4 separate regions of the Homo sapiens genome follow, and all the other regions are linked to region 4. A link is a contact called in ENCODE Hi-C or POLR2A ChIA-PET data. All regions are on one chromosome and are shown on one strand. Each heading gives the region's core, a stretch centred on a gene start or an enhancer-like site at or near the end of the contact. The rest is flanking DNA. Distances are from core to core; before and after follow the strand shown. Region 1 holds the start of FBXL14 (F-box and leucine rich repeat protein 14). Region 2 overlaps CACNA1C (calcium voltage-gated channel subunit alpha1 C). Region 3 overlaps CACNA1C (calcium voltage-gated channel subunit alpha1 C). Region 4 holds the start of DCP1B (decapping mRNA 1B).

The links. Hi-C counts contacts between places; a loop is a spot of excess contacts on that map. ChIA-PET counts read pairs that join two places held with the same protein, here RNA polymerase II (POLR2A). Pooled maps may share reads with other maps.
Region 1: a map of naive thymus-derived CD4-positive, alpha-beta T cell shows a loop between it and region 4 (23-fold over the local background). The contact joins the promoter of FBXL14 here to the promoter of DCP1B in region 4. A Hi-C loop is called at or near these places in 2 of 168 maps with a recorded cell type or tissue (both naive thymus-derived CD4-positive, alpha-beta T cell), 1 of 37 single-sample maps with no recorded cell type and 9 of 50 pooled maps. POLR2A ChIA-PET finds 5 or more read pairs at or near these places in 1 of 52 experiments (CD4-positive, alpha-beta memory T cell).
Region 2: a loop to region 4 is called in a pooled map, with 3 times the contacts of the local background. The contact joins the enhancer-like site here to the promoter of DCP1B in region 4. A Hi-C loop is called at or near these places in 1 of 37 single-sample maps with no recorded cell type and 2 of 50 pooled maps. POLR2A ChIA-PET finds 5 or more read pairs at or near these places in 1 of 52 experiments (activated CD8-positive, alpha-beta memory T cell).
Region 3: a loop to region 4 is called in a pooled map, with 2.1 times the contacts of the local background. The contact joins the enhancer-like site here to the promoter of DCP1B in region 4. A Hi-C loop is called at or near these places in 3 of 50 pooled maps. POLR2A ChIA-PET finds 5 or more read pairs at or near these places in 3 of 52 experiments (AG04450, IMR-90 and MCF 10A).

What each region holds. Positions count from the first base shown.
Region 1 is chr12:1,592,578-1,597,327 of GRCh38, reverse strand. It overlaps FBXL14 (F-box and leucine rich repeat protein 14), which reads left to right and starts at 2,747. Exons shown (of 2, transcript NM_152441.3): 1 at 2,747-4,455. The coding sequence starts at 3,262. RefSeq lists enhancers at 2,043-2,112, 3,483-3,672, 4,190-4,750 and silencers at 2,373-3,242, 4,223-4,272.
Region 2 is chr12:2,394,792-2,399,651 of GRCh38, reverse strand. All of the region lies in intron 3 of CACNA1C (calcium voltage-gated channel subunit alpha1 C), which reads right to left. Among named protein-coding and RNA genes, the nearest start is that of CACNA1C-IT3, 130 kb to the right of the region's middle. Within about 2 kb of position 2,996, at least 9 of the 41 ENCODE cell types and tissues checked have a DNase peak (open chromatin) inside an H3K27ac peak, as active enhancers do.
Region 3 is chr12:2,282,361-2,286,746 of GRCh38, reverse strand. All of the region lies in intron 3 of CACNA1C (calcium voltage-gated channel subunit alpha1 C), which reads right to left. All of the region lies in intron 1 of CACNA1C-IT3 (CACNA1C intronic transcript 3), which reads right to left. Among named protein-coding and RNA genes, the nearest start is that of CACNA1C-IT3, 15 kb to the right of the region's middle. Within about 2 kb of position 1,791, at least 19 of the 41 ENCODE cell types and tissues checked have a DNase peak (open chromatin) inside an H3K27ac peak, as active enhancers do; they include IMR-90, where a contact is called at or near this core.
Region 4 is chr12:2,001,392-2,006,091 of GRCh38, reverse strand. DCP1B (decapping mRNA 1B) reads left to right here and starts at 1,635. Exons shown (of 9, transcript NM_152640.5): 1 at 1,635-1,810. The coding sequence starts at 1,661. It also overlaps a transcript of CACNA1C not described here. RefSeq lists enhancers at 1,360-1,589, 1,914-2,553.

The DNA.
Region 1 (4,750 bases), core at 1,498-3,997, 410 kb after region 4:
TTGTAAGGCTTTGGAGAGACTCCCTACACAAGGCTATCATTTCTGCTTTTAAATAGGCTAGTTAAAAAACTTATGGTTGCAACTTGTTAAATCATATACAAAAATCTCAACCAGTTTTAAAAATATGAAGAGCAAGCCACAGGATTTTCTACATTGGTATACATCTTTGCCAGACAATCAGAGTCTCCTGTCTATACATATTCTTCATATATTTTTGTGTCCTAAGTCTGAGCATAAACCAAAGCTCCCAGGAAGTTATTGTATTCGAAGTTATTCTTAATATCTGGAGCCTGCATTAGGAACAATGTGTAATTGTTCCATGGGTTAAGGAGACAGTATGCTAGGCTCTTGGCCTCAGAGTGTTCCTACTGGAAAGGTCCCTGAAGATTACCTAGTCAAATCATCCTGGTGTTACACAAGGAAACCGAGACCCAGAAAGGAGAGTCGTTTCCTCAGTAGCATAAAGTCACCAGGTGTTCAGATTCGGCATAGGGCTCATTCTACGCCCTAGTTCCTTTTCCCCGGGAATGCTTTTTCTGTGATGCTTCTTGATGCTATATTTTCCTATTTATTGAAGGTGAAAATAGTCATATTGCTGAAAATCCTTATAATATATACTTGAGTGCCTTAAATAAAAGGCTTTGTGTTAATAAGATTCTAGAATTCAAGAAAAACTGTTGTTAGAACGAGGACCAGATGGCCAACTTCTAGAGAAAGTGCTTCCAGATACCTCTGAATGACTCTTCAGATTTGAGAACAAGGGCCTTTCTAGAGAAGGAAAACCATTAGGCTCCTTCTTAGTCCGAGGCTGGTCAGGCCCCTTGTCTAAAATTCCCCCCAAATGTGTGGGGTACTTTGTTTTTTATTAAGCAGGATTAAGTTACACTAAGGTGCTTTGGATTAAGGCCTTGACATCAACCCAAACACATCTAGGTGCACAGAACAATCAAAAAGTGACTTTTGCGCAGAATTTAAGGTAAACGTTTAGGCAGAAGTGACTGAGAAGAATAAAAGCCTAGATAACCTCCAGGAGAAGAGTGAAGCCCAGGCATACCCCAGAATCGTGACACTTACTGCCACCGTACATCTGGATGTACTGGATGACTAACAGTACAGTCTATTTTTTCAAGAAGGTTATAAAAATCTATGGGCTCCACACTGCGTGTAATGTGGGTGAGGTAACAAGCTGGCGAGAATTTTTGCTTCTGCATTTCCTGATTTAGGAAAGAGGAGTGGTAGGGGTGTAAAAGGTGTATTATGCCTATTACTGAATCTGTATGTATTTGGTCTAATAGTGGTTGCTTGGGCAAAAGTTACTCTCCTACACTGAATATGGAACCCCTTCCAAATCTTGTTCAGGTCCTCAAAGAATCAATGAAACCATTTTCCCTTTCTGATAAATCCGCTGGTCTTGTATCTAGTTGTGTGGATCCATAAATTAAAATACAGAGGATCATTTTCTCTGATCCAAAAATTCTTGGTTTGGGGGTAGTTAAAATGAAACTTCTGAAATTCTATCCTTAGTACGGACATTTAGGACCCAGGGGCTACATCCTAGAATGGAATTGTGCCCTGCTTCCATAAAACGGTTGATAAACCAACAGACACGACTGGATTGTCTTAAACCAAGTTCAACTGTCATTCCATTTTAATCAAAAAGTAAATTGGATTCAGCATATACGAATATATTGACTATCAGTACAACTGAGCCATACAACTGATAGTCTAAGGCTGATGACAAGGAGAAAGCTCCTAAAACAAGGCTTAGGGGAAGGCTGTTCCCCTGTAAGCAAAGCGGACTGAGGGCATTGGTGGCGCAGCAGCGTTCAGAAGTAGAGGGAAGTTTTGATGTATCAAGTACCGAGGGAAACACACACAGCGTGTCTGGAAACCATCAGAAGATGCTAGAAGGAAGTAGTCATGGATAATTCTAGAAATTTCTAGAACACCGACTGGAGGGGGTCATTGTTTAAGATGAGTACAGCCGAGTTTCTCTCCAATTTAAGACACAAGACTGGAGAGAAAGGCGTCGTAGTAAACAGCCCCAACCGGGGGAGCAGGGGGTGTGATAATGAGGCGTTAAGGGGCATTAGGGACAGTAAGAAAAGGAGAGTTGGGGTGACGATTATTGAGCACTGCTATAGGAGGCGGCTCTCGCAGGGATAATCAAGGGAGAGGGGTGTGAAATAAGGGTAACGAATTGCAGGGGTAAACTGTGGGAAGGGGCTGCGCAGACTTCAACAGCAAAGAAAAAGAAGGAACGGGGCTGGGGCGTGGCCCAGAGAGGGAACGGCTCAATAACGGGCTACCGGGTGAAAAGAAGCCGGGTGGGGAGGCGCTCTGCTGACAGCTGCCGCTCCCCCGTGGCGCCCACAGGGTTAAAAATCAGGGGCCACGGGACCAGGCCGAACTCGGTTTCCAGGGCAACGGCTCCACAGTTCCGGCAGCGCAGGCCCGTACCATTGCGCGGGCGCGGGGGAGCGGGAGCGGCGGAGGGGACGCGCTGCAGGGCGGCGGAGCCGGGGCCGGCCCGGGCGCTACCAAACGCACGGCCCGCCTGCTCGCCCGGGGTCTGCGCCGAGCCGCGCTCCGGCCGGACGGCCGCGGCGTCCTTGGTGCGGGGGCCGGCAGCTCCCAAGTGGCCGCGGACGGCGGGGGAGAAGGAACGCACGCCGCCGGCCGGGATTGGCCTCCTGGTCCCCCCGCCTGGGCGGCGGAGTGCGGGCGGCCCGGGGCTGGGAGGTTTGAAAAGCGGGCGAGAGACAAAGGCAGCAGGAAGCCTCCTCCGCGCCCGGAGCCCGTGCGCCCGGCCCCCGGGGCCCCCTCGCCGCCCGCCGGCCCGCGGAGCAGCGGCGGCGGCAGGAGGCGGAGGATGCGGCAGGGGGCGTGGGCGCGGCGGCGCGGGCGGAGCGGCGCGGCCCGGGCGCGGCGTGGGTAGAGCCGAGGCGGCGGCGGCGGCCGGCCTCCGGGAGCGAGAGCGAGGCGCCTTCCCCGCCCGGGATGTGAGCGCCGTGCGGAGCCCGGGGCGGGGGAGGGCCGGGCCGGAGGCGCAGCCGGCAGGAAGGAAGGACGGACGGACCAGGAGGAGGAGCGGCGGCGGCGGCCGGAGCCGGAAGGCGGGGAGGGGCCGGCCGTTGGGCCCGAGGCGGCGGCGGCGGCGGCGGCGGCGGCTGGGGAGAAGCGCTCTCGTCGCCTGCCCGAGGCCGGAGCGGCGGGGCCCGCGCCTCCTCCCCCCAGCGCCGCGGAGGGGGGAGGAGGAAGATGGAGACCCACATCTCATGCCTGTTCCCGGAGCTGCTGGCCATGATCTTCGGCTACCTGGACGTCCGGGACAAGGGGCGCGCGGCGCAGGTGTGCACCGCCTGGCGGGACGCCGCCTACCACAAGTCGGTGTGGCGGGGGGTGGAGGCCAAGCTGCACCTGCGCCGGGCCAACCCGTCGCTGTTCCCCAGCCTGCAGGCCCGGGGCATCCGCCGGGTGCAGATCCTGAGCCTCCGCCGCAGCCTCAGCTACGTGATCCAGGGCATGGCCAACATCGAGAGCCTCAACCTCAGCGGCTGCTACAACCTCACCGACAACGGGCTGGGCCACGCGTTTGTGCAGGAGATCGGCTCCCTGCGCGCTCTCAACCTGAGCCTCTGCAAGCAGATCACTGACAGCAGCCTGGGCCGCATAGCCCAGTACCTCAAGGGCCTGGAGGTGCTGGAGCTGGGAGGTTGCAGCAACATCACCAACACTGGCCTTCTGCTCATCGCCTGGGGTCTGCAGCGCCTCAAGAGCCTTAACCTCCGCAGCTGCCGCCACCTTTCGGATGTGGGCATCGGGCACCTGGCCGGCATGACGCGCAGCGCGGCGGAGGGCTGCCTGGGCCTGGAGCAGCTCACGCTACAGGACTGCCAGAAGCTCACAGATCTTTCTCTAAAGCACATCTCCCGAGGGCTGACGGGCCTGAGGCTCCTCAACCTCAGCTTCTGTGGGGGAATCTCGGACGCTGGCCTCCTGCACCTGTCGCACATGGGCAGCCTGCGCAGCCTCAACCTGCGCTCCTGTGACAACATCAGTGACACGGGCATCATGCATCTGGCCATGGGCAGCCTGCGCCTCTCGGGGCTGGATGTTTCGTTCTGTGACAAGGTGGGAGACCAGAGTCTGGCTTACATAGCCCAGGGGCTGGATGGCCTCAAGTCTCTCTCCCTCTGCTCCTGCCACATCAGTGATGATGGCATCAACCGCATGGTGCGGCAGATGCACGGGCTGCGCACGCTCAACATTGGACAGTGTGTGCGCATCACGGACAAGGGCCTGGAGCTGATCGCTGAGCACCTGAGCCAACTCACCGGCATAGACCTGTACGGCTGCACCCGAATCACCAAGCGCGGCCTGGAGCGCATCACGCAGCTGCCGTGCCTCAAGGTACTCAACCTGGGACTCTGGCAGATGACGGACAGTGAGAAGGTCAGGTGAGGGCGGCAGCACCAGCTCCCCTTGTCCCGCCCTGTTCATCCTCCCATTACCACCGCCCCCACACACTCACACGCACACTTACGCACAGATCATTGCAGCGGATGAGATGGGGCTATGACAGAAGCCTCAGGCTCGTTTCCTCCTCCCTCCTCCAGCCCCCTCCCGGCTTCCAGCCCATTCTCTTTGCAGCTGGGGTTCCTACCCTACCCTACTCCCAGCTCCTTTTCCCCGCGGATGGAGAGATGGACTCTGCTGCTTACCCACCCACTCCCCTGCAGGGGGTGGA
Region 2 (4,860 bases), core at 1,747-4,246, 390 kb before region 4:
GCTCCGCTGGCAGAGGAGCAGAGCAGCGTGGCAGAGAAGGAGAGAAGAGAAGAGGTGTCTGAACATTGAGAGGAGAAGAGGCAGCTGGACATCAGAGACTATGGTCAGAGAGGAGTTCAGCCGGGGATGGTTGGACAGGAATTTGGCTGAGGATGGCTGAACTCCAGAGGAAGATTATCTTCCCACTCCATCCCCTTTCAAGCTCCCCATCCTACTGAGAGCTATTTCCACCACTCAATAAAATCTTTGCATTCACCATCCTTCACATCTGTGTGACCTGATTCTTCCTAGATCCCGGACAAGAACCCAGGCACCAAGAGGACAGGGGGTAAAAGGCTGTCGCCCTGATCCTCCACTGACCTGGTTTAACATTTAGTCATCCACGGATGGAAAATACTAAAGGAGCACTGTTTGTAACTCACACCCTCTGAGGCTCTAGAGGTCACAGGCAACCACTAGACATTGTTGTGGGCAGGTATGGGGTTCATTCCTGCCAAAGCCCAAGAGCACTTGCCCTGCCTCCTGCACCCACTCACCTGCATGCTCCCCTTCCCACAAAGGGTTAGAGTGCAGCAGCCGAGCAAAGGAGCCACCCCTGTCTCAAGTCCCCGGGGGGAGGTGTTAAGGGAGATCTTCCATCTCAGGGAGAGGGTCAAACTGTACCCAAAGCCCCATGTTCCTGGGGTCTGTGACAATGACAGTTGCCAGGGCACTGAGGGGGCACCTCACAGCTGTTACCAATAACAAAAATACTAGGAAAGCTCCTCTGGCTTTCCCAGTAAGAATGTTTCATGATTTCTTCCTGTCCTGAGGTCCCCAGGTAAGAAGGTGTCACAGCTTCCTTGTTCCTCTGCAAGTTTCTAGCCTGCTGCCTCCTTTGGGCTGTCTCACCAGGAACTGTCTTGGGCATCTTTAGACCCCACACATCCTCTCCCCTGGACCCACGCTCCCCTCTCTTTCTGCAGCTTTGGGTGGGGTAGGCCACCCTGTTCTGACCTGGAATGCTGGAGAAGCATTTCAAAGTGCTTCTCTAGACATAACTCAGTCAATGATGACAACTCTGTGGAAGGTGGGCAGGATGTAAGGTATGGAGGCCCCCAGCTGTCCAGCTTTCAGATAAGGAATGGTGGCTCCCAGAAGTCATCTGGTGAGTGGCCAGTCTCCCGATGCACAGACCAGAGCTCTGCCCGACTCAGCACCACCCAGCCATGCTGCCCTTTGCTTCCACAGAGTATCCAGATGAAGGGCATATAGTTTGGAAAAGCTTATTCAATGTGAAAACTTTATATTTAGAGATGAAAAAACACATCTTGCTTTTAAAATGCAAACTTCACGAGGTAAAGCTCAATACAATTTTCTTGGCCTGGTAGCTCAAAGAAGGTGTGAGGGATTCTCCAGGGGAGGGGCACGTATGTGGAAGAGGCCTTCAGAGCTGGGCTATTGGATTTTGCCCAAGAACAGTGGAACTCAGAAAATGCAAATAATGGCATCAAAAGAGTGCATTGATATTTAAAGCACAAAAATGAGAAGTCCTCCTTCTTACCTTTTGGAAAAAGCCAAATGGCTCTCTTCCTTCTAATTGCGCCTCCAGCTTGGCCTGAGTTTATTTCAAGCCTGGGCCTGCCCTCGGGCCAGTGATGGAGATTCAGGAGTGACAGGCCCAGGGGCTAGGCAGGGGCCTCCTGGACCAGCCCTTTGGGGCACCACACTTCAAAGTCCTTCCTGCCTGCCAAGGGCGCTTGTTGTGACTCATCTGAGGGACAAAGCACGCTGTCTGCCACAGCTAGCTGCCCGAGAGCTAACTATGCTTTCTCCTGACTGCCCCTCCCTACCCCTAAATCAGAGGCTCTGACAGAGCAGTAAGATTTATCAGAAGGCTCATGGCTTGGGAAGCCAGCAGGATGCCCTCTGCAGACGCTCTAATCCCACTCACAGGTGATGGGGTGTTTCCATCCTCACCAGCTTTGCTGCTCCACTGTGTCTATCATCTGCCAGCATTGAGTGTATTGGGCCTCTGTTTTGTGCCAGTCACTTGGTACACATAAATTCCCCTGCAACCACAAGCCTGATTACCATTTCCAGAGCCGTGGACTCTGGACTGGTCCAGGGCCACCCAGTCAATCAAGAGCAATGAGAGTCTGAATGTAGGTGCCGCCTCCGCGGCACGTGTGTTGCTGCTGCTTACCTGACTTGCTCCTAGAGCGTGAAAGCTCCTGGGGGCTCTGAATAATTGCCCTGGAGTGACTTTGTGTCTGGGATGGGCCTGTCACTCAACTGAGCTCCCACTCTTACCTGTGAAGTCTGGAGTGATTCTAATGATCTAGCCCCCATTCTACCACTCAAGGACTTCGATTCAAAATCCAAGACACAAGCAAAAAGCCAAACAAAACAAAACCCAATACCTGTTTACTCTTCTTGATGGATAACACTCCACAGTCCCCAGAGTTTAAGTGTGGAAGCAAGTGTGGTTTAGCACAGGGGTTCTCCACTTGGATCCACTGATGATCTTTAGAGTGTGGCTTGTGAATACCTTGCAATTCTAAGCACAATGTTGTACATATGTGCATGGATGTCTCTTTCTGGGGCAAGTCCAAAGCTTTCATCAGATATGAAAACAGGTTGGTGAACCCCAAATATAAACTATTTAGAAGTTAGTTTAGAACTACTAACAGGCTAAACAGTTTGAGAGACAGATGTGTGGCCCAGAAGTATCCAGACCAAGAAAGAGCTGAGACAGTGCAGCAGCCTGCCCTGGGCCTCCAGCCTGGACTCCAAGTGACCAGATTCCTGGGTTTGGGATCCTTCAACAGTTTGGTTTTATGAAGTGTTCACGTACTTCTGAATGGTGTGGCTCGGCCAGGCTTGGCCCCATGCCTTTAGAAAACCGCTAATGAAACATTAAATAGTTGGAGAGGCCTAGCTTCATGCCAGAGCTCTTGGCCAAGAGGCGCCTGCTGTGTGGCCATAGGCCAGGGGCTGCTGGGTCCCCAGAAAATGTAATAGGTGGTGACAAGGCAAGTCCTGGTGACAACAACTCACCCTGTTCACAAGGGCCCTAAGTTTTGGGATCCTCAGCTGGTGTTTTGGAGGACCACAGGCCTGGGCAACAAGCCACTGCTTAGCTGAATCAAAGCTCAGCACATTCCCCAGGCCAGAGGCCACAGACCGAGTTAAGCCTGACCTGAACCACTTGGGCAGCCGGATCGCCTTTCTGCCCCCAACCACAGAAAGAGAAAAATCATCCCTCTTCTTCTTGGGCAGGCCTCTTCGTCCCCTTGACTCGGACACCGAAAGGGAGCAGAAACAGCTTTGCTAGTGTTGCATGCAGAGACAATCAGGCTGCAAAAATATTTCCATGTTTCCCAGAGTGCTTTCTCTCTTCACCTCTTTCTGTTGCTCCCCAACTCAGAAGGCTTGAACAGATGTGTGTCACTGAAAGATACACAACTTGGCACAGATAGAACCCCAGGAAATAACCCAGCACCCTAAAAGACCATCAGAGTGTCAGACCCAGGGGCTGAGACTGTACAAAAGACACCACGCACACACACTTCCTGGTCAGCTGAACTGTTTCAGCAGGCCAGGGACAGCCCCTGCTGAGGTTCAACACCAGGAGTGCAGACCATGGGGACGGGCACCAGGCTCCAGTGAGGTAGACTGGAATCTACTCACTGTGAGATCTTGACAAATTAATCCCTCTGAACACTGGGGACCCTAGTACCGGATCCTGGCTTGTAAAGATTAAATAAGATGACGTGTGTTTGTGCCTAGCACCTTCTAATTTCTCAACCAAAGGCAGATAATGGTATGAGCAACTACTCATGTGGCTCAGATCTGTGCTAATGTCAATGCAAAAGAGAAAGTCGGGGGTTCGGCTACCTTTTCTCAGATCATAGGGTTCAGGGATGCACATAGAGGTGCTGCGTTGAAAGGAATACATGGGAAGCCTCAGACTGGAAAAAGGAAACAGCTCTAGCCTGGAAAATCTGGTTTCTCCTGGATGGTTCCAGCAGCCAGCCACTTGGCTCTTCCAGAGGCTCAGAGGGACCCGACTTGCTTTCCCTGTAACTACAGCCTCTGGCCACTGGGGGCGCACTGAGTCCCTCTGTCTTCAGGGTCATGAAAAAAAAAGCCCCTTTCCCTTTATTCAGTTAAAATAAGGCTGGTCACTTTGAGAGGCCAAGGTGGATGGATCACATGAGGCCAGGAGTTCGAGACCAGCCTGGTCAACATGGCAAAACCCCATCTTTACTAAAAATACAAGAATTAGCTGAGCATGGTGGTGCACACCTGTGTTTCCAGCTACTTGGGAGGCTGAGGCAGGGGAATCTCTTCAACCAAGAAGGCGGAGGTTGCAATGAGCTGAGATCATGTCATTGCACTTCAGCCTGGGCAACAAAGCAAGACTCTGTCTCAAATATTTAAAAAAAAAAAAAAAAAAAGCTAGAGAAAAGAAAAGAAGGCTGGAGTGCAGGCACAGTGCTTCCTGCCTGTAGTCCCAGCTACTCTGGAGGCTGAGGCAGGAAATCATTTGAGCCTGGGAGGTCGAGGCTGCAGTGAGCTATGACTGTGCTACTACACTCCAGCCTGGGCAACAGAGTGAGATCCTGTCTCTATTAAAATAAGTAAATAAATAAATAAATAAGGCTGGGAATTTTCAAATGAAAATTTCACTAGGAAACTAAGTGAAATAAACAAAAACTTAGACAAGTTGACAGTGAAGAATTTGGATCCTAATTGAACTTAAGTCTAGCCTTACACTGGCTTTGCAGATACAGCTTATGGTACATCTGGCCAAGTTAGAGATGGGAAACCAAACCACTCCAATTTCTTACCCGAGACTCACTGGGTTGGTACTAC
Region 3 (4,386 bases), core at 542-3,041, 280 kb before region 4:
CTGCTCATGACAGCCTGAGCCTGGGTCCTGTCATTGTTTCTTGTTTGTCTCCTTCCACTGGCCACAGTGCTCTCGGGGGAGGGACTGCGCCTCCTCCACTCTGCAGCCCCAGCCCTGTGTCCGGCACACCATCCACACTTGATCAACAAGAGCCCCCGAATGAACCTCACAGACCTGTTCTTCAGCCACCCAGAGAAGCCCCGAAGCCAGAACTACTGCAAAGCAGCTGGGTGCTGGGCCATCAGGCCCTGTTACCTGTGACATCTTCCCACAGGGTCCTTACTGTGCAGAGCCTGTAGACACTGGCCCTTCCTATCTGGCTTCCTGCCTAAGGCATATTTTCACCCGCTCGCTCCACTTTCAAGTATTATGTTCTAGGAATACTAGCCACTAAGACATCTTCTCAAATTCCTTATTAAATAGGCCAGAGCCTAGGATAATTAAGGTTCTTGCTTCCTACTCCCTTTTAATGCAAACAACCAAACCTGTTTCCCAGGCCTCAGCAAGCTTTGACATTAACTCTAAATGGAAGGTCAAGCAGGCCAGTCTTGTTTCAAAGCTCTTTGCAAAGAAAAAGGACAACTGAAAACAGAACCGGCCAGGTATAAATGACGAGTATTTAGCTCTTGGTAACTCTGTTCATTCTAATAACTCTGGCAGTCATCCATAATTCACACGAGGCAACATCCCTTTAAACAGCTGAGTGAAGAAAACAGGCGACAGGACTAGGAGACCTTCATTTTTAGTTAGAGTTCATCCCCTGGGAAATGTCCCTGGGCCTCAAACTCCCTGACTATAACATGAGGGCTCGCCTAAACGAAATGGCCTGAAAAGCTGTGCAGTTTGAAGAATCCCTATCTTCAGTGGAAAACGGCTGAACTTTACCATCCATGTGGTATTCCTTGCACATATAACGTAAATTCCTAATAAAACACTCCCTTCCACTGCCGCCCAAAAAGCCGCTGGGTAGGTGCGCACCAGCCTCTCTCGAATGAGCACGTTAGCAACAGGTTGAGAAAAAGAGTAGAAATACCGTCAGATAAGAACATGGGGTTTGGAGACCAGGGAACGGTGGAAGGGAGCCTAGGAACGTCGAAAGTAAGTCTCGTCCATCACTCTGCTTTGAGTGATTCCAGCTCTGCGGCACAGCAGAGTCCTCTCATTGAAAGTCAACCCGTCTGGGATGAGGAGGTGTTTAAGGAGAGTTTAAGAACAGAGCTCCTAAGTTCCAAAAGCTCCTGAGTTGTAGCCGGCACAGGCTATGGGCAAGGAAGGAAGGCTGCCATTTCCTCCACTACCTGGGCTCTCCCTGCAGCCCTACGTCACCTTCACAAGTGGTTCCAGCCAGTGGTATGTTGTTAAATGTTTTAGCAACTGGCTTTTAGGAGAGGGGGAAGGAAAGCTCTGGGTGTAGCATATGCCAGTTTTTGTGGTGTAAATGTTCCCACTACTGCCCATTTCAAGTTATCAATGTGATGACATTGAATGCCCAGTGTAAAGGGTTGAGTTCAGTCAGCAATCATGAGCCCTTCCCACCCGCTTGACCCAAGGAAGAGGAAATTCCTGCTAGGTAACACGCAGGGATGGAATGGAGAGAAACAGAGTGTTTCTACAGAGGGAGCAAGGTGTGAGTGACAGGCTGCCGTCAGCACTTAGCGGCCCGTCCCTCCTCCCAGAGAGCAGGAGAGATGCCAGGCACCACTGGAAGCCAACCCAGGATCTGCAGAACGGCCCTACCCCAGGCCCCGCTCACTGAAGGGCATCGCCCACCAGAGGGCAGGCTGGAGAAATGAAAGGAGACACATGGCCCTGGCCCATTCTGTGGCTACCAGGAAGGTAACAAGGAGGAGGCTTCAGGCTCTAAGGAAAATGAAGTTTGGGGATCACTGGTAGAAGTTAATTATCCTTGCTTCCCCTTGGAGCAGCGGGCATCCCTTCCCTGCAGACTCACACTGGAACAAGGCTGAAATGAGAGCCGCCTGCCTGCAGCTTAGGGGCAGAAGTGTCTCGTCCAACTGCCACTCAGTCAGGAAACTGAACAAAGCAGGACCCCATAGAGTGCACAGGCCGGAATTATGGTAAATTACAAAGCAATGATAATCATTTACATGTGTGCGTGTCTGCCAGTGTATGCCTCACTTTCACAGACCTTTTTTCTTTTTAATTCTGATCCTGGGAGGCAGACAGAACAGTGAGCTCTCTCCCTAAAGAGTTGACAGCATAGAAGCGGGCAGTATGCCCGCCTGGAGGGCTGTTCTGTGCTGCGCCTGGGTCCTGTTCTGCACCCTCCTCCCCCAGCCCCTCACTGTCTCTTCCTTTCAGTGGCTCTTCTCATTCATTCCATCTTGGCAGCAGCCGCTTGTGTAACTAAAACCGCAAGAAACTTTGTTTGGCTTCGAATTCAGAAGAAATTCCAGTAACTCACTTCCCACTACCAAAAAAAAAAAAAAAAATCTAGAGGTCTGTTCTAGAGAATTCAGCTTTTTCCGTGGGTAAAATATTCACAAAAAAATGCTCCCTCTCCCCAGCTTACCCCACTCCCCCGCTGAAGCCCCAACATCTGAAAGACATCGGCCCCTCACTCATGCAGCCCGGCAGAGCCTCAGCACTTCCTGAGGGCCAGGGACGAGCTAGGGGGATGGCGGGTTCCTGTTTCGTGGCTGGAGCCAAGCAAGTTAAGAGTTGTTGAAAGACGTGCTTGGCTGGTCTCTCTCCTCACCCGGGTATACTGCTGTTTTGTTTTCAGTGGACAAGGAAGCCAGGGATGAGATCTCTGAGCATCCAGCTCCCGGATCTTGGAAAAAGGCATAGCCAAGGCCCTCCTTACTCCTCCCCACCAGCCATATCTAATATCTGCTAACATCCTTGCAAGCAGCTTCATGCCTGCATGAATGAAGCACAAGTAGCTGCTGCTAACTCAGGAGGAAGGACTTTACTCTGCATGTCCTAGGCCCTTTCTATTGAAAGTGGGGCCCAGGATTCGGACCAGACGGCAGCATCCTCTGGGAGCTTGTTCCAAATGCATCATCTTGGATCCCCATCCTGGATCTCCCGAATCAGCACTGCATTTTCACAGGATTCCCTGGCACTGTCTTTAGACCATGTGCCAATAAACATTTCAGTGTAATAGACACGTATTGGGTACCTGCTGTGTACCGGGCACTGTGCTGGGTGCTAAGGTGATAAAATTCTGAAAGTGGAATCCCTAATCCAGTGAGTATACAGGACAGACTGGCTCGTGGCAATAATGCCCTGTCCCTGCAGGCTGAGTGTGGATATAGAGTAAGGGGTCCATGGTCTTCCCTCATGGAGGTGAAGGCTCTAATTTGTCCAGCCCAACCTTGTGACTTCAGATGCTTCCATACCCTGCATTTTCAGTAGAATTCTGTGACTGATATTGGTTTGCTACCCAAAGTCTCCCCTGAAAAAGGTAAGATACTTTGTCAGCCTCCCTTGCAGCCAGTTGTAGCTAGTTAATTGGATTGTGTCACTAAGAGTAAGGAGAAGTAGCCTTGCACCTTGCTACTCAAAATGCAGTTTCCAGCCACACTGACACACTCTGGCAGCTTGATCAAAATGTGGAATTTCAGGCTCTACCCAAGATCTACTACATCCAAACCTATATTTTAACAAGATTCCCAGGGGATCCTTGTGTAGATTAAATTCAAGAAGTACTATGCTAGGGACTTCTGGGAAAGCCTCTGTTTTATGTAAAAAAAAAAAAAAGGGCCAGAGTGTTATTGGCTCCACTCCTTCCTGGTTCCACCTGCCTTGAATGGGGGTGTGATGCCTGGAGCCCCATTGACAACCATCTTGCAACCATAAGGAAATCAGCTTGAATATGAAAAGCCAACAGACTTAGTATAAGGAAGTGGAAAGAGAGAAAGAGCCTTGGTTCTCAGTGGCATCTTGAGCTGCTGAACCAATTCAGAGTCCTTAAGTATCCTGTTACTTGAAGTCGAGAACATTCCTAACTTACATGTACTCTCTGTTCTTTAAATGAGCACAGGTCTTGAGGTGGCTGATCAAGCCTGAAGAAAGCTAAAGATTCTGCTGAGACCTGCCGCAGCCAGACTGCAGGTCTCCTTTTCTCTGGCAGGAGGCGGGTGCGCTGTACCTGACCACTCATTCAGCAGGCACAGCTGACTCTGATCCCATGAGCTGTGAGGGAAGGAGTGGTTTTGGTGACCTCCTCCTAAGGTCATTGTCTCAGACAAAGCTTTCCAGGCCTACAGGGGAGCCTGAGTTTTCTTCCGGGTGTTGACTTGGAACTCAGTTTCCATAAAGCTGCTGTTCCTGTCTCACTCCTGTGAGAGGCTCCCTAAGTCTTCCCTATTGAGAGGGAAATCCGGGCGTTCAGCCCTGTCTGCCAAGAGTGTGCTAGGG
Region 4 (4,700 bases), core at 386-2,885:
TTTTGTTTATGTGAGTTATACCCACCTATATTTACCATATTGGAAATTAAAAATAACTTTAAAGACCCCGGGCTATGTGTGTTTTGTTTGGAGTATATGAAGAAACTCTGGCCTCATATGTAGATAATGTAGTTGGAAAAGAGATGGATATTTTAATAGAGTTTTTCAGACAATTGTGGATATTCTTCTTGGATAATATACCAAAACTTGACAAGCTGGAGTTTCTCAAAGCTTAGCTGCAATGTACTATCTGAAATCCTATTAACTTTTCATACTGTTACATTAAAAATCCATTAGTCCACCTTGTCCTTGAATGGATCTTTTGCCTGTGCATGATTATGTAGCATGAGACATTGGTCTTTTGGAAAATACTGGACCACTGAGTTAAGCAGATCTTTGAGATATTGACACTTTCCATTATACAAGATTTGTTAAAATTGCGCTCATTAATATCATCACTGATCTCATCAGAAAAAAAAACATTAAGTACTGAGATGTCAAGCTCATGGCAGTAGATACACATTTTCTAAACTTTTAATTCTGGCTTGAAGGCTTAAAAATTATCATTGGCAGCAGTAATTGTCCCTTGTTTTCCTGAAAGTGACAGGCACACTTTATTTATTTTCAGAAAAATGTCTGTCAAGTACCTGTTTGAATAATCATAGTTTGCCCATCTTTCTTTCAAGTAAAAATGTTTTATGAAAATAAAAATAAAAACATGAATTCGGCCTACAACTCAAGCACAGAAGTATTTTCCTAGAGACAAATATGACACACTTCATTTTGCAGCAGACGTGCTTTATGCCTATTTCCTATTTTTTCATGCAGAATGTTAAAAAGAATTGTACCCAAGGATTAAGCTTCAATGAAATTAATAATTCTTACTGCTTATCAAGAACACCATCAGGTGACACTGGCTCTCTACCTTCTTCTTTTTTTTTTTTTCTTTTGTAACTGAGAGTGCAGATTAGTGACGCGTACTTTGACTAGCAATACAGTTTGGTGCCCCTGCCTTGATTGGGTTAAACCACCGGCGCTTTTAACCACCATTGTCTGCAAAACGTCACCACAGTGAACAAGTCAAATAAGTAAGTCTCAGCATTGTCATAAAAGGTTTTGTTTTTTTTTTGACCTTGCAGATCCCCTGAAAGGGTCTCAGAAACTCCCAAAGGGTTCCAGGACCACACCACACTTTGAGAACCACTGGGTGTTAGCGCATTCAGAAATCAATTCAGTTCTCTTTCTCTTCAGAGTTCTTGATGCTCGAGGCTTATTTATTGTGATAGATTTGATCACTGAAGCGCCAAAGAAAAGATATGCCAAGGGGTCGAACACATCCAAGAAGGAAATCCTACCGCACACACAGCTCAAAGGCTCGAGCGCGTAGAAAAACAGCTCTTGGAGAAAGAAACGGGATGCAGAGGGCAGGCCTGGGCTTGTCGTTGCCAGTGGCAACGATCCTCAGTGGGCGGGGCGCGGCCATCGATTAGTGAGGCCTTGCGTCTGTCGGCGGGCAGGAGGGTGGGGGTGACTGGAGCCGGAAGGCCTCCCGGGCCGTGTGGTCGCCGTGGGTTCTCGGTTGCGAGGCAGCTCGCTCGTTCTGCGATCTATTGAGAGTGGCTTCCAAGAGCCCCGTGCCTATGTCTGGGAGGGAGGGAAGATGGCAGCCGTGGCGGCAGGCGGCCTGGTGGGAAAGGGGCGCGACATCAGCCTAGCGGCCCTGCAGCGCCACGACCCCTATATCAACCGCATCGTGGACGTGGCCAGCCAGGTGGCTCTGTACACCTTCGGCCATCGGGCCAACGAGTGGGTGCGTGCGGACGCGGCGGAGCAGTGCAGCCCAGGGTTGGGGTGGAGGCGGGGGGCGTCAGACTCAGGACTTGAGGACCCGGTGAGGGGGAGGAGACGTTGACGCCCTGGAAGTGGGTGGATCTGGGGACTGAGGCCGAAGTTGTGGAGATGGGGTCTCGGGGGTTTGGGGGAAGGAAGGCGGATCTGTGGAGCTACCTGGAGTTGGGGAAAAGACTTAAATCTCTAACGTACCCAACGCTGGGAGACCAGACCGATCGGGTACGGCACCATAAGAGCCGAAGGAAAGGAAGGACCTGATACCTTATGGCCGGAAGACCGATGTGCTCGAGAAAGTAGAGCAGAGTTCTGTTACAGTGAATCTGTGGCTATGGGGGAGGCAGGGACAGCAGACGAATAAAAGTGCAGAGTTCTGATTTTGGAATGTCAGTCTTAGATGGGGCAAAGAGAAATCAAAACTTGATAGAAGGGGAGAAATCTGCAAGTTGTAAACTTAAGGGGAAACACCAAGAAAAGAGCCAACCTCGTCAAATAAAAGACAAAATGGGGCAGGGTCTAACACTTAGAAGGAAGCTGATGCTCTTGGGAAGATTATTACACGGCAGCACACCAAGTTCGATATTGGAGGTCATTTGGGAGCCAAATTATTTTAGTGCTCTTCTCAAAGCAGAGTCCCAGTAAATGGTAATGGAATGAAATTTCATTTTCCTCATAGTTAGAATGGGGTAGAAGCCTAGAACACTGGAATCCTGTTGCAGGGATTGCTGCTTGTAATTTTGTAACCCACCCACTCGAATGTAGAGACATGTAATTTTGTTTCTTTACTCATAATGAGTTTTGTCCAAATAATATTCATCATCCATTATGTATCACATACATGATATCCATCATTTTAAAATAAGTTACAAAACAGTATGGAGAACTTAGCCTTGATGAATGGATTTCAGATAAACTTTTTGTGTTCTTCAAGTCGGTTGTATAAACATCAAAACTTAATCTAGGAAAACATCCATGTTGAACAACTCTGTATTTTTTTTAACACCCACATTCATAAGCCTACTTATCTGCAGTATAGTTCAGCAGCCTGTAGTAAAAAACTCACCTGAAAATCATTAACATAAAAATAAAAAGACAAGCAAGAATGGGGTAGACAAACAGTTTTGCCCAAAGTTCTTAACGGAGGAAATTTGCCGGAATGGGGCAAAGAATTTAGGTCTGCTCTCCTAGTAGCCAAACACAAAAGGAGAACAGGAAGAGCTCTTTAATATTCGTTCTTCTGTAATAGAAAGTGTACCTCTTGATCAGGAGAAAGAGGTTATTTCCCCCTAGTTTCCAGGGGAATTTGTCACCTACTTTTTTTGTTTGTTTTTGTTTGTTTGTTTTTTCGAGGTGTCACCTTCGTTTTTACATAAAGAACATTGAGCAACATAGACAGTTTCCTCCATGGTAATTAAAAATATATAAAAAGATATTCTACATATGGCTATTTTGCTGCTCTGTAGAAAAATGCTAAAGGTATAATGTTATAATCCTGTAAAAGTAATTCCGTAGTAGAGAGATGAGGACCAGGGATGTATAGTTCTGTAAGTTGACTTGACACTGGGATTCGAGTCTGGAGAATCCCAAGAAACTGTCAGTATAAAGAGAGTAGAGCATTTCTCTTGAATAATAGTTGTTTCCTATAGGCTTTTGACCCTTATCAATGTGATAGATACCTTTTTAAGATAGTTACAGATGTTTATTAGATACCTAAAGCCTCATCAAAAAGCAGATGTGTCACAATGCATTAATTACAGGAGTTATGTTTTCCTGCTTGCTGGATATGTTGCCTTCAGACAGGGCATAATTCATTCAGGAAAAGGTCATTCTTTCAAAGTTCTAATCTTCAAGGCTGTGGTAGCCAGAAAAACAGAGAGACCTAGTTCAACTGCAGAGCAGTTGCTGGAGGCAAACTAATTATGACCACTGTCTCCATGTGCTGTCACTGTGGATGGGAGCCGTTTGAATGTAAACCTAATAAGAATATGAGAACATTGTTGAGAATAGAGGAGAAAGTATTTACAAGAAGGCAGGGGGGATCTTAAGGAGGGGAATTCTTATTGCCCTGAAAATGGATGAAGAATGACTTCAGCCTTTCAAAGGAGGAGAAATTAGGAAGGAAAGGTGTCTAGAAAATGAACTGCTTTAAAGAAGGATTAAGAAAGATTATGTGATGACTGGAATAGGAATTTTAGAGTTAGACCTACTCCCTGTTGCCAGGAAAGACTGCCCCCCGCCTCCAAAATATTAATACCTATGTGTCAATTGAAGACCATAACCCTGGTATTTTCCAGCTGTCAGTCCTTAGACCAGTGGCTCTCAGCTGGAGTTGATTTTGCCCCCAGGTGACATTTGGCAGTGTCTGGAGACGTTTTTGGTTGTCACACTGAAGGGAAGAGTGTTGTGACATCTATAGAGTAGAGGCCAGGGAATGCTGAGCCTGAAAACTGCCCTAAAGTGACTAACGTTGTGTTCCTAGCTAGTGGTTTTCTAAGTTTTTGGTGTATCCAAATAAGTCAGAGTTTTTTAAAAGTGAAAAATGCCAAACTAAAACCTCTGGATAATGAGACCCAGGCATTTCATATTGTTGAAAGCCTCATAGGTGACTCACGTGCTACATGCATGATGAAGAGAGATTTGGGAGGATAAGTTGAGACCTACTTTTTGATTATTTTAACTGAGAATAATCAAGTTAAAATAGAGATTGCGTTGAGCTAGTTTGTGTCAGACAGTGTGCAGAGTCCCCAAAATTTGCAAAACAGCACTATTTTATATTCCATTTTGGGTTTTTTAGTATTTTGAATTCTGAATTGCTTATTTCTTTAGCACTTGTTAGATTTTATAATACAGTA